Linked DNA regions of Mus musculus: regions 1 and 2 are each linked to region 3. Evidence: chromatin contacts called from ENCODE POLR2A ChIA-PET data. All regions are on one chromosome and are shown on one strand. Each heading gives the region's core, a stretch centred on a gene start or an enhancer-like site at or near the end of the contact. The rest is flanking DNA. Distances are from core to core; before and after follow the strand shown. Region 1 holds the start of 2700081O15Rik (RIKEN cDNA 2700081O15 gene). Region 2 overlaps Plaat3 (phospholipase A and acyltransferase 3). Region 3 holds the start of Rtn3 (reticulon 3).

Region 1 (4,094 bases), core at 799-3,298, 66 kb after region 3:
CTCCAGGAGGGCACCCACCAAAGGTTATCTCCCTTTCCCAATATGCCATCCTGTAAATAGCAGTTTAAGGATGAGGTAGGAACTGTCAGGTCTTCCACTGGAGGGACACCTAAGATACAGCTGTCAACACCTCCAGGGAAAGGAGTTTCTCGGACCTGGACTTCCCCAGAGTCTGGGAGGCACAATGACCCGAAAAGAGGAGGTCGGAGGGCCAGCAGAGTGACTACCGACTGCTCTTCAGACTGGGGAGCAGCCACCACCCATCACACCCATTAAGTCGTTCTAGTTTATCTCATTTGTGCTAGCAGGGATGTGGTTGCTGCCAGCCCTCCCAACAGTGTGCACTTCTGGGGCCTCTCCAACCATTAGTGTTCTTTCACTTTGTCAAAGACACCCAGAGCCCTCCTTGCAGTGCTGGCTGACCATTTTTTATTTAGAAAACTGTCTCCTGGCCACAAAGACGAAACAAGCAGACTCTGGCATTCTCTCAGTACAGAATCCCAGAGTCAGACAAACAAATGACAGGATCAGAGAGGGCTCTTGTCCTCGTGTGGAGTTGTTTGGTTTTTTGGTTTTTTGGGTGTTTTTTGTTTGGTTGGTTGGTTGGTTTGGGGGTGGTTTTTTTGTCTGTTTTGGTTTGAAGGTTTTGTTTGTTTGTCTTCCATTACTTTTTTTTAAGGTAGAGGTATAGAAAAAACATTAGATTCAAGATCTGGCTTCACTGGTGCCTTGCCCAGTGACCTTTGGTAGGTCAGTCACATCCGCTCTCTGGGCCTATACGCCTTTGTCTGCAAATGCACTGACTGAATAGCTAGCATCCTACTAAGCATCTTTCCAGTGCAGGACCACTGTTAAATCTAAGGCAGACTGGCCCTTTAAGAGCAGAAAGAAGAAAAAAATAAAAGAAAGAAAGAAAGAAAAAGGAGGAGCTGAGATTTTTTTCAAAAAAATAAAAAGGGGGGGTGGGGGGCGGGGGCTTATAGGGAGAGGAGCTCAAAGAGTAGAGAGCACTCTCCCTAGTACGGATGGAACCTCCGCTGATCTAAAGGCAATGAACCTTACAGAAGGGAGACAAAAAAAAGCAGTTGGTTTTAAGGGCCAACTAGGGCCGGCAGGTCTTGGTACAGCTGACAAACTGGGGCCAAAATCGATTCTGAAACGCGACAACGCACGGGTGGGGCATCCACCTTCGTGTGCGAACCCATCCCTCACTAAGACCTTCCCGACGTGGGGTATGACAGACGGGGGCCCCCAGGACGCAGGCTGCGCTTTGTTTCTCGTAGCGTAACCGTGAAGGGAAGAGTTCACGTCTCCAGCAAGGCCACGCAGAAAGGGATGGCATAACCGAGAACAGCGGAATCCCGAGCTATGCTACTCTGGGGAAAGCCTCAGAAAGGGACAGAGGGACTGGGAAGCCTTTAAAAGACAGACCACCTGGGAGTGTGAAAGAGAAAGGGCGGGAGCCGCAAGTTCCAGCACCTCGACTCCCACGTCGCTGCCCCCCCCCCCAAAAAACGAGCAACGCGGGGCCCTTTAAGGAGCAGGGATCCGCCCCAGCCCGGCGGGCAGACCCCGCCACGGGCAGGGAGCGCCCCGCGGGCCTTGTAGCTGCTCTCTGCGCCCACCAGGTGGCGCCCCGAGCCGCCCTGCGCTCGTCCCCCGCTTTGTTCGGCGGCCGAGAGGGGCCCGGAGCCGCAGCCCTCCCCTCCCCCACGCCGGGGCCCCCCACCCCCGGTCGTCGGCCCCAGATCTTACCGCCGTCGTCCTCCTCGGGCTCCGTGCCGCCGCTCGCTGCGGTGGGCGGCAGCCGTCGGCCCCGTGCCGAGGTCACTGCGGGCCCGGGGCCGCCCCTGCCGCCGCCGCTCCGGCTCCGGTGGTCCCCGCCGGGCTCCATGCGCTGCGCTGCGGAGCGGGGGCCCCGGGGCGGCGGGGCGCGGGGCCGCGGAGCCAGCGGCGGCGCACGCGGGGCGCTCGGTGCGCGGGGCCCCCGGGCGCGGGGCGCATTCACGGGCGGCCGGCCGCACGGACGGCTGACTGCTCGCTCGGCAGCGCGGGCTGGACCGGGGTGGGGATTCCTGTCTGGGGCCCCTGGGGCTCCTTTAAGGGCTCCTGGGTAAATTTAAAGGGGCCGCGCGCAATTTCCTCCTGCCAGCTCGCGGGGGGCTGGTGCGGGGAAAGCGGGAGGTGGCAAGTCCGCAACGGGCGCTTGTTACGGACGCGGGGAGCACGGTCCTCAGCGCCCTCGTGGGTCCGCCCTGCCGCGTCCGCAGCTGCAGCTCCGGCTGGTAAAGAGTCGCCGAGGTGACCAGGGGCGCCCGTGTCCAGTCCGCTGCGACGCGCTTCAGCCACCGCCCCCTCGGGGCATCTCCGAGCGCGGCTCTCCGCAGCCCGCTAGCAGGGGACCGCCCGGTGCGGCGGCACCGTTCCCCTCTCCGGGGTGCCTCGTCCTCCCGCAGGAGCTGGGCGCGGGCCCCAAGCAGACGCGCCTGGCAGGGGCCCCAGATGGCCGCGGCCCCGCGGAGAGGGTGGAGCCGTGGGGGCTGCCGCGCCCCCTCCCGCGGGAGCCTGGGGCTAGCGCTGGCAGCTCTGGCTTCTACCGGGGAGGGGCGGCGGGGCGAGGTTTCCCTGGAGCCGGCCAGAGTGAGGGCGGCGGCCGCGAAAGCGCAAGCCGGGAAGAGGGGCGCGCAGAGGAGTGTAAGAGAGCTAGCACGCTGCGCCTGGCCAGCCGGCGTTCCGAAACAGAGGTGGCCCTGGGCTGGAAGCCGGAAAGAGAGGGAGACTGCGGCGGTGATTCAGGCTCCTGCCCCCGCAGGCCTATAGGTACCGGGTGAGGCACTCCGCTCAGCCCCGGGCTCCTGCACAGGACGAAGGTGCAAAGAAGGGACTGGGATCCTGGTGATGGGCAGCTGGAGATTCGCATCCCTAGGCTGGAAAACCCTGGGGCGAATTCTGGCTTCGGCCGAGGGACACCTTCAGGTCTCAGGCTCCCGGTAAGCCTGGAGAAGGAACCTCGAAAGGTTGTAGGGTCGAGGCAACCTGGGGTCCTGCCAGGGCCAGCTGGAGAAACAGGTCCTCCCTTAGCCTTTGGTTAGTCGTCCACAACAAAGCAGAGGCCTGGAGATCCAAATTACAGGATGCCAGAGACCATGAGGGTCTAGAAGTGGGTTTTATTCCCTCCCTGTCGGGGAGGCACACCACAGTCAAAGAAGGCACCATTCATGGAGTCATTCTCACACTTAACACCTACTATGTGCTACAAGAGCTGACACTCTGGACATGCAGCAGTGAACAAGATTGCTACTAATGCGGGTAACTTAGACATCCTCAGTTTATAAAAAGGAAACAGTTTCAGCCCCTTGGGAGTAAGGAAACTATTAAATTACCCGACCCACAGGAAACCATTCTCCGAAGTGTATATGCCAAGAGGACAAGAGTCACTGGTGGAAATCACACACACACACATACACACACTCACACGTAGTCTCCGGAATGACTTGGGAGAGATTTCACCTTGGGGAAATATAAGTCCCTTTCCATAGCACTGCTCTCCCACGGTTGGCTGCCCTTCAGTTCACCTCTTGGACTGAGCAGAGCCACATGCTCATGGGACGGATGAATGCCGGATGCACCACGAAGTGGAAGGTTGCTAGGCCCAGGAACACAAAGAAAAGGACAAGGAAATGGCCTTTACATCTTACCATGTAAAACCTAAAAAGATGCTAGGGGTCATGGAGCGCGCCTCTCACCCCTGCACTGGCAGGCAGGTAGGTCTTTATAGGCAAGGGGGAAAAAAAAGGAAGGAAGGAAGGGCTGGATGTGGTGGCAGGAAGCTCTGACTCCAGCACTCTGGAAACTGAGGCAGGATGATTAGTGTTAGCACTAGATTCTATCCAAGAACCTATTCTAAGGGAATAAAATAGTCCAAAGCAACTAGTGACCTAAGTGAAAGAAGTCTGTCTTCCTAAGGCCTCGTGCTTTATCTAGTTTAGTTTCCAGGTATAAGAACCAGCCCTGCAAAACACTTTGGGATCTGTCCTTTCTGATATTATTTATAAAAGGTAATCTTGTTACCAAAAGAAAGCAGTCACAGCCAC
Region 2 (4,256 bases), core at 1,268-3,767, 100 kb before region 3:
AAATTCCTTTCTTGTGGTTTATTGTATGTTGTGAAAATAAACCTAATTATAAAGCAATAGAATCTATAAATCAAACTCCAAACCCTCTAGCAAAAGAAGAGCCCAAAAACTGGGCAGTCATTCAGCTCATTGCTTCTGTTTCTTGTTTCTGGAGAGCATGACTCCAACGAGGCCCAAGGCCGCCAAGCCCACTCCAGCGATGCCTACCGCCTTGACCGCATCTCTGACCTGCAACAGAGAGGAGGGTGAGTCAAGCTCTGTGTAACGAGTGTGGGAACAGGCTTTTCATTGACCAGGGTCACTCTGCTCATGTCACTTCGCATGCCCCCTTCGCTTCCAGTGGCCAAACTGAAGAGCCAACAAATACTGGCAGGGGCAGTGGGAAGGAGAGGGCTGGGCAAGGAAATGAATGGACAGAACCAGCTGGCCTGGAATTGACACAGACTCAAAATAGTAACCTGAATGAGGCTCTGGACTATTTAAAGCATACAAACCTTTGTAAGGCATCTATGGAAAGAAGAGAGGGATGACAGCAGAATGGGAAGATGGACAGCCAGTGGGCAAGTGTAAGGTCAGGAAGGGATTGCAATTGAGAACTCAAAAAAAAAAAAAAAATCTGACCTCCATGAGAGCAAGGACCTCACCTCATGCCATGTGTCCAGTGTCCGGCCTGCCAGGCTTGGAGGTGCTCAGCCCTTTAAAGGGCTGGGGTTTCTTGTGTTTGTTTGTTTGTTTGTTTGTTTGTTTGTTTGTTTGTTTTGCTGAATGCTTGTTTTTCTCTTATGGAGTCAGGATCTTGCTCTGTAGCACCCTGAACTCAAGACCCCCTGCCTTGGCCTCCTGAGTGCCAGGCATGACACTACACCCAGCTCTCTCTTTGTATGGACTCCAGTGTTCACCAAGAGACCAGAGTCAAGACATAGTTGCCTCTATTCCACAGGTCTCTTTTTATTTATTTTTATTTTTATTTTTATTTTTTTAAGAAAAGGTTGCATGTAGTCCAGACTGGTCTCAAACTTGGTCTTAGTTACAGTTTCTATTGCTGTGATAAAACACCGTGACCAAAAGCAACTTGTAGAAGAAAGGGTTTGTTCTATCTTACACTTCCAGGTAATGCTCCATCACTGAGGGAAGGCAGGGCAGGAGCCTGTGTGGAGGCCATGGAGGAACATTGCTTATGCTTGCAGGCTTGCTTCTCATGGCTTGCTCCTCCTGCTTTCTTAACACCTGGGGCCACCAGCCCAGGAATGTTAATGCCTACAGTGAAACGGGCCTTCCCGTACCAATTATCAAGCAAGAAAATGCACCATAGGCTTGCTCACAGGCCAATCTGGTGGGGACATTTTCTTAGTTGAGGTTCTCTCATTCCAAAACTACTCTAACTTGTGTCAAGTTGATATAAAACTAACCAGCACCAAAGATGGCCTTAAACTCCTGGTCCTGCCTTTACCCACCATGCATTGGGATTCCAGGAGAATGTGAGCCACTGAACCTCTCTATTCTTTCTTATTTATTTATGTATTTATTTATTTATTTTACCTCCCAACCCCCGTTCCCCTCTCTCCCTTCCTCCTAGATCTTCTCCCCACCCTTCCCCACTTCTCTGCATATCAACCAGGCCTAGCATATCAAGTTGCAGTTAAGACTAGGCACATCCTCTCCTATTGAGGCTAGATGAGGCAGCTCCTGCTCCCACTGTTAGGAGCCCCATATGAAGACCAAGCTATACAACTGTAACATGTGCAGAGGGCCTTGGTCAGTCACAGTCAGGCTCCCTGGTTGTGGTTCAGTCTCTGTGATCCCCTATGGACCCAGGTTAGTTAATTCTGTGAGTTTTCTTTTGGTGTCCTTGACCCCATTGGCTCCCACAATCCTTCTTCCCCCTCATCCACAAGATTCCCCAGGTTCTGCCTAAAGTCTAGGCACCAGTCTCCATCTGTCTATTCTTACCGGTCTCCATCTGTCTATTCTTAAGTAAATTCCACTAGTAAAGGTAGTTATGTAATGCAGATGTGAGACTATCTGACTTGAGCTGCTATCGAGTAGGACAAAAAGCATTGCAAAAGAGGGGGTGTAGGGAAAAGCTAAACATTTGTCAAATTCCACTCCCTCCTAAAACCTAACTGAAATAAAAGACAGCATTTGTTTGGGCTGGGAGACAGCTATGGTCGAGCAACAGCCTACCATGGAGAAGACACTGAGTTCACTACCCAGCACCACAGAGATCTTTCTTTTTAATTAGAGGCATTTCGTTTTTTGTTGTGAGCCTAGCTCTTATGGCTGAGGACAAAGAAGCTGAGAAGTAGCCTGTGTTAAAGAAAGAAACTCCTAAAAGGGTCAGATGGACACACCCAGGTTCCTCTGGAAGTGAAAAGGAAGAGAAAGCACTTCCTCCGTCAGATGGACACACCCAGGTTCCTCTGGGAGTGAAAAGGAAGAGAGAGAGAGCACTTCCTCCAGTTTCACGGACCCCCTCCCTCGCCCCAGCAGAGGCGTGACTGATCTCTGGACAGGGTAAAACAGAAGCTCTAGGGATCTGCAAGTCTAGACATGCATTCCAGATTGTATCGTAACCGCCAACGGGGCACTGAGTGACTATGAGCATGCTAAATTGAGCCTCCAAGACCCCTCTGCTGTTCCCAGAATGTCACCCTCCACTCAAGCCTGGAAGAGTTTTCTAGGGAATCTGACCATGCCAAGTAGAAACAGACTGTGGGTACTGAAAACAGCCCACTGGGGTCATCTCACAACATTAATGAGCCCCTTGCCCTCACCCTATTCATTGGCTCCTTACCTAGTGCCTACCTTCTATACCCCCTGCCTTCCCTCATTGTTAACCTAGTTTGGATGCAAGTGTGAATGGTACTACCAACCAGAGAGCTCTGACTGCTGGCTGGCCTCAAGCCATGGTGTTATGGAGTTACCTGGGGAGATGGAACAGTGAGTAAGTGCTTGACTTGTAAAACAAAAACCTGAGTTCGATCTCCTGAACCCCTTAAAAAGCCAAGTATGGGGGCATGCATTTGTAACCCAAGTGCAGGGAGATGAGAAAAACCCGTTTCCTGGGACTGTCAGTCAGCTCAGCCTAGTTGACAAATTCCAAGTCATCAAGAGATGTTTTTGTTTGTTTGATTGTTCGTTCATTTAAAAAAAAATAGGGACAGTACCTGCAGAATGACACTGGAAGTTGACTTTTTGCCTCTACATACACTCAGACACACAGGAACACACACACACACACACACACACACACACACACACCTTTTCTATCCAGTGTTTTCCTTGCTGAGTTCTATATCAGGAGGGGTAAAATGCAGATAATGGAGGAGGAACAACATGAGCCTCATTCTTTCCTGAAAGCCATAATGTGCAAACAAATGCTGATACTGCTGGTTCAGACAAAAGATACTTTGTGGAGGCACACAACAATAGCCCCAGTGTTTGTGGTCACACTTAGTACACAAAGAGAATGGTTAGGATATGAATATAGTATCTAGTTAGTCCTGGTGGTACTAAGAAAGTGGTACAGTCAGATCATACATACATACATACATACATACATACATACATACATACATACATACATCTTTTTTATATGTACTTAAGAACATGTTATGATAGCTTGGTGACAGGTTCTATGTAATTAAATTGAAGTTTTATTTAGGTAGACTGAGTTCTGCCTGCTGGTTAGAAGTCTCTACTCTTTGTTTTGTTTTGTTTTGTTTTGTTTTGTTTGTTTTTCGAGACAGGGTTTCTCTGTGTAGCCCTGGCGGTCCTGGAACTCACTCTGTAGACCAGGCTGGCCTCGAACTCAGAAATTCACCTGCCTCTGCCTCCCAAGTGCTGGGATTAAAGGCGTGCGCCACCACCACCCGGCTTAGAAGTCTCTACTCTTATCAGGGAAAATTAACACTTGTTCAAAGCTGCCTGCAGGGAAGGGCATCACAGTAGAGCAACATCACACTGCAGGTCCGATTTCTGTTTGCTAAAAGAATGCTTTCACAGAGCAAAGTTATTGTTATTTACATAGCCTGTGAGGGTTTTTGTTTTTTGTTTTTGTTTTTACTGTTGCCTGCCAAATGTTTGAGCCTTATTTTTTTGCCAAAAATCTCTTTGTTCCTGTAATTTCTATCCCTGTAAACATGCCTAACTAAATTCCCTCTAGTGATTAAGGAGCTCAGAGGCCACTAACAGATGGCCACATAGCAGGAATTATAATACTGTTTATTGTTGCATCGTGCTATATATAGATAACA
Region 3 (4,171 bases), core at 666-3,165:
TGGAGAGTGCTGTTTACTGGCTTGCTCTCTAGCTTGTTCAGCCTGCTTTGTTATAGAGCCCAGAATCTTCAGCCCAGGGATGCTCCTACCCACAATGGGCTGGGCCCTTTCCCATTGATCACTGATTAAGAAAAATATCCTTTAGGCTTGCTCACCACCTGATCTTATGGAGTCATTTTCTTTTTCTTTTCTTTTTTTTTTAAAGATTTATTTATTTTATTTATATGAGTACACTGTAACGGTCTTCAAACACACACCAGAAGAGTACATCAGATCCCAGTACAGATGGTTGTGAGCCACCATGTGGTTGCTGGGATTTGAACTCAGGACCTCTGGAAGAGCAGTCAGTGCTCTTAACCACTGAGCCATCTCACCAGCCCTGGAGTCATTTTTTTTTTTTTTTTTCCAGAGACAGGGTTTCTCTGTTGTAGCCCTGGCTGTCCTGGAACTCACTCTGTAGACCAGGATGGTCTTGAACTCAGAAATCCACCTGCCTCTACCTCCCAAGTGCTGGGATTAAAGGTGTGTGCCACCACTGCCTGGCTGGAGTCATTTTCTTAATCAAGGTTCCCTCTTTTCAGATTTCAAGGTAACATAGAACTATCCAGCATGCCTGACTTTAACATAGACTTTAAGAAAAAAATACTTAAGCATTCACCAAAATAAGTAATTGGATTCCTGATTACTGGCATACAGTTCCCTTTGCCATCGTTCTCTGGCACTCAACAGCATCGGGGGACAGTTTGCTGCACTATCAATTGATGCCTGCCGTTGAGTGACAGAGTAAGATATTTTCCAGAGTCATTTTGGGAAATATCCTGGATCGTTTTCAGAACACTGCAACAACCAAGATGCTATCTGAGCTTTATTTGACCTTAAAAAACTGTCTAGGACAGATGCGGTCCACAGCTTGTTCCCCATCTGCAGCAGCCTGCTTGCCTAGCGCTCCCTCTGTGAGTTAGCATCTTTACAGAATTTGCTGAATCTGCAATTGCACTTTGGGTCATAGATTGCTACTTAGCAACATCAAATCCCACAGCTTTATCATCATTATGTACTTAAAATTTAAAAAGAACAAAATTTGACATAAATTGATGTCCAGTTTCAAATGTCATTTTTTGGGGGACTCATCTTAGGACATGAATAAAATTCAGTATTATGAGTATCTGTGCCTCATTTTTAATACCTCATTTCATGTCCACTCCATTCCCCCAGTCCCAACCAAGACGTTTTCTCCTGGTTTTCCTTTCCTCGGCAGCTTCTTTTTTATTTTCCAAAGTATGTTTTTTGTAGCTCAGAACATAGCTCAGAGAAAAGACAACCTGAAGCCTCTTTGGGAAGAAAAACAAGATAAAAATATGAAGCCGATTCTGTGCCTGCATTGCAATGTGATTGGAATGAGTAATAGTTTCTCATTCTGTTTAGCATCTTTCTCCACCTATCAAACATGGGACTGTACCATGCCTGCCTCGGTGGGGCGATATTACGACACGACCAGATAATTCAAAAAGAACATTACAGAGGGGGGGTCTTTAAATATTGTACTCTTTGGAGTCACAGGCTGGTACGTATCAGGCAAAGACATCAATTAGGATTTATAATAAAAAATTTGTAGCTTATGAAGGCATAAAGAAACATAATCTGCCAGCTAGAAAACATTCACATAAACAAGTGGAAGGTGGGGAGACTGGGCACGGTTAATCTGTAGCAGGGGCTGCAGTGGCGGGCCGGTTCTAGAGTTTAGCCACGCCCCTTACGTCAGGCTTTCCCCCATTCCCCCACCCCCTACCCCTCACCCCCGAGAGGCCTGCCCCACCCGCGGGCCCAGTCACTGCGTCCTTTCCTGCGGGAGCGCAGAGGGACAGTTCTTGCGCCTGCGCATTGCGTCGCTGCGCGCCTCCGAGGCCGCCGCCCGCGCGTCCAGGCTCTTTGTGCGCATGCGCGCTCGCACTCCTTCTCTCCCTGCGGAGCTCGGCTGAGTCAGTCAGTCTGTCGGAGTCAGTCTTCCGAACAGGCGTCGCCGGGAACTTCGGAGAGCCAGCTGCTGGATTATTCTGTGTCCCCTCCCACTCTCCCGCCCTACGTCTCTCTTCACCCTTCTCCCGCCCTTGCTCGTACAGCCATGGCGGAGTCGTCAGCGGCCACTCAGTCCCCGTCAGTCTCCTCGTCGTCCTCCGGGGCCGAGCCGTCAGCTCTCGGCGGCGGCGGCGGGAGCCCTGGAGCCTGCCCCGCCCTGGGGGCGAAGAGCTGCGGCTCCTCGTGTGCGGGTGAGGCGCGCGTGGGGCTTGGTCCCTGGGGAGCGCGAGCTACTGGGTCTCCGGGAAGGGGCGAGCGACCTGTCTGGGCCGTGGGCGGCTTTAGTCTCTTGGCGGGCATTTGAGGAACAGGCTAAGGGGGAGGGGAGCGAAGGACCGAGGTGAGGAAATAACGGGGTGTGAAGAAAACAGGTTGGGGGCGGGGTGGTGAACTAGAGTGGGCGTTGACGCTGACCCCCTGCAAGGGAGGGCACCGCAGTGGGGTGAAAACGGAGAAAGGCTATGTGCACCCAATGGATCGAGTGCTGGAGGCCCGAGAGCCCTAGGGTGGGTCGGGGGGTGGGGGTGACTTAGAGCAGGATTAGCGAGCCTCAGGGGATTGTGACAGGTGGGACGTAGGAGAAATGAAGTCGCTAGGATTTTGAGAGGGGTAGTGGTGGAAAAGGTGGCGTTGCAGGTTTGCAGACCGGTTGACACAATCTTAAATGGATGATATAGCCTTCCAAAAAAAAATTTTTTTTTTTTTTTGTTCGCCAGAAGGATCAGGAAGTTCTGTTACTGTTTTTGGCTAAACTGAATGCCAGATTTTTTTTTTTTTTTTTTTTTTTTTCTGAGACTCTGAGGTAGATGAGGCGTGATGAGAATAGCATGGGAAGATTTGGGAGGGAGCTGCTGATAGTCCAAGATGGATCCTTGGCTGCATCTGCAACACAGCCGGCTCTTCACCGGTGGTGCATCGTGGGGGTGGGGACACGCAGTCAGTTGCTATATTCTAGAAGATAATAAATACAGTCTTGCCAAGCCATCACCATGTTTTGATTTCTTGTTTTCGATGGCCTATTCTCAATAGCAGCATAACAAAAGGGAACGATTGCTGCAGGGGAAAGAATTCAGACAAAGCCTGGGCTGCTTGAACCCCCTTCTCTCTTGTGTGTGAAAAGACTAGGAGGGACGCTGGCGGCCTCCTTTAGTTTCTTTTGTATACAAGTCTGCCTGCTGGTGGGAGCTGACTGGCAAGCTCGACTCAGATCAGAGAGATCTGCAGTGCAGATGCCTTCTTGAGGAAAAATATGCACCACTGGCAGGTGGTGGTTCTTAAGAGAACTGAGTCTTTGGCGAAAAATTCGGTTTGTCAAAGGAAGGATTTTAAGAGGTTTAGAAAATGCTTTGTTGACTCCAGCGCAGTCTTGAATTATGACACAATATTCCTGATCTTAGCATTAAATATATTCTCTCATGTTTCCTAATACTGGCCTTCCACCTGTCTGAGAGCTTTGGTGCCCTGCAGAATTCTCCATGGGAATGGCCATTTGGATAAATGGTATGGGAGGAAGTTTTCTGGAGATAAAGGGAATGAGGCAGCATATTTTGAACCCTGGTTCTGTTTAAACCACCAGCATTTCTCTTTCAAATTTTTGCATTTTGGGCTATTTTCCAGATAAACGGTGGCTTTTCTATAACTTAGTGACTTGCCTTTAATCACTGCTTACTGTTTGGTTGGCCTAGTCCTAATTTCCAAATTTCTGATAAAAGTCTAGGTTTCAGAAGTTGGCCTTTTGTGCTGAAGATCAAATGTTAAGTATTGAGGAATCAGTCTAGCTAGCACTCAGAGAATTAAATTTTTAGCTATGGTTGTCATCAAATAGTGAAAAAAAATTTTAATACAAAGTAGCCCAGGCTAGCCCTGAATGCAAGATGATTCTGCCTCAACCTCCATGGGAACTACAGGTGCATGCCACCACACCCATCACGAATCAACATTTTTTTTTTTTTTTAAAGATTTATTTATTATTTTATGTAAGTACACTGTAGCTGTCTTCAGACACACCAGAAGAGGGAGTCAGATCTTGTTATGGATGGTTGTGAGCCACCATGTGGTTGCTGGGATTTGAACTCTGGACCTTTGGGAGAGCAGT

The links. ChIA-PET counts read pairs that join two places held with the same protein, here RNA polymerase II (POLR2A).
Region 1: POLR2A ChIA-PET joins it to region 3 with 23 read pairs in Patski. The contact joins the promoter of 2700081O15Rik here to the promoter of Rtn3 in region 3. POLR2A ChIA-PET finds 5 or more read pairs at or near these places in 2 of 5 experiments (Patski and embryonic stem cell).
Region 2: POLR2A ChIA-PET joins it to region 3 with 11 read pairs in embryonic stem cell. The contact joins the enhancer-like site here to the promoter of Rtn3 in region 3. POLR2A ChIA-PET finds 5 or more read pairs at or near these places in 3 of 5 experiments (Patski and embryonic stem cell).

What each region holds. Positions count from the first base shown.
Region 1 is chr19:7,415,579-7,419,672 of GRCm38, reverse strand. It overlaps 2700081O15Rik (RIKEN cDNA 2700081O15 gene), which reads right to left and starts at 2,048. Exons shown (of 5, transcript NM_175381.6): 1 at 1,756-2,048. The coding sequence starts at 1,894.
Region 2 is chr19:7,581,537-7,585,792 of GRCm38, reverse strand. Plaat3 (phospholipase A and acyltransferase 3) reads right to left here. Exons shown (of 5, transcript NM_139269.2): 5 at 1-228. The coding sequence ends at 127. Among named protein-coding and RNA genes, the nearest start is that of Lgals12, 24 kb to the left of the region's middle. Within about 2 kb of position 2,517, at least 1 of the 3 ENCODE cell types and tissues checked has a DNase peak (open chromatin) inside an H3K27ac peak, as active enhancers do.
Region 3 is chr19:7,481,035-7,485,205 of GRCm38, reverse strand. Rtn3 (reticulon 3) reads left to right here and starts at 1,915. Exons shown (of 9, transcript NM_001003934.2): 1 at 1,915-2,267. The coding sequence starts at 2,123.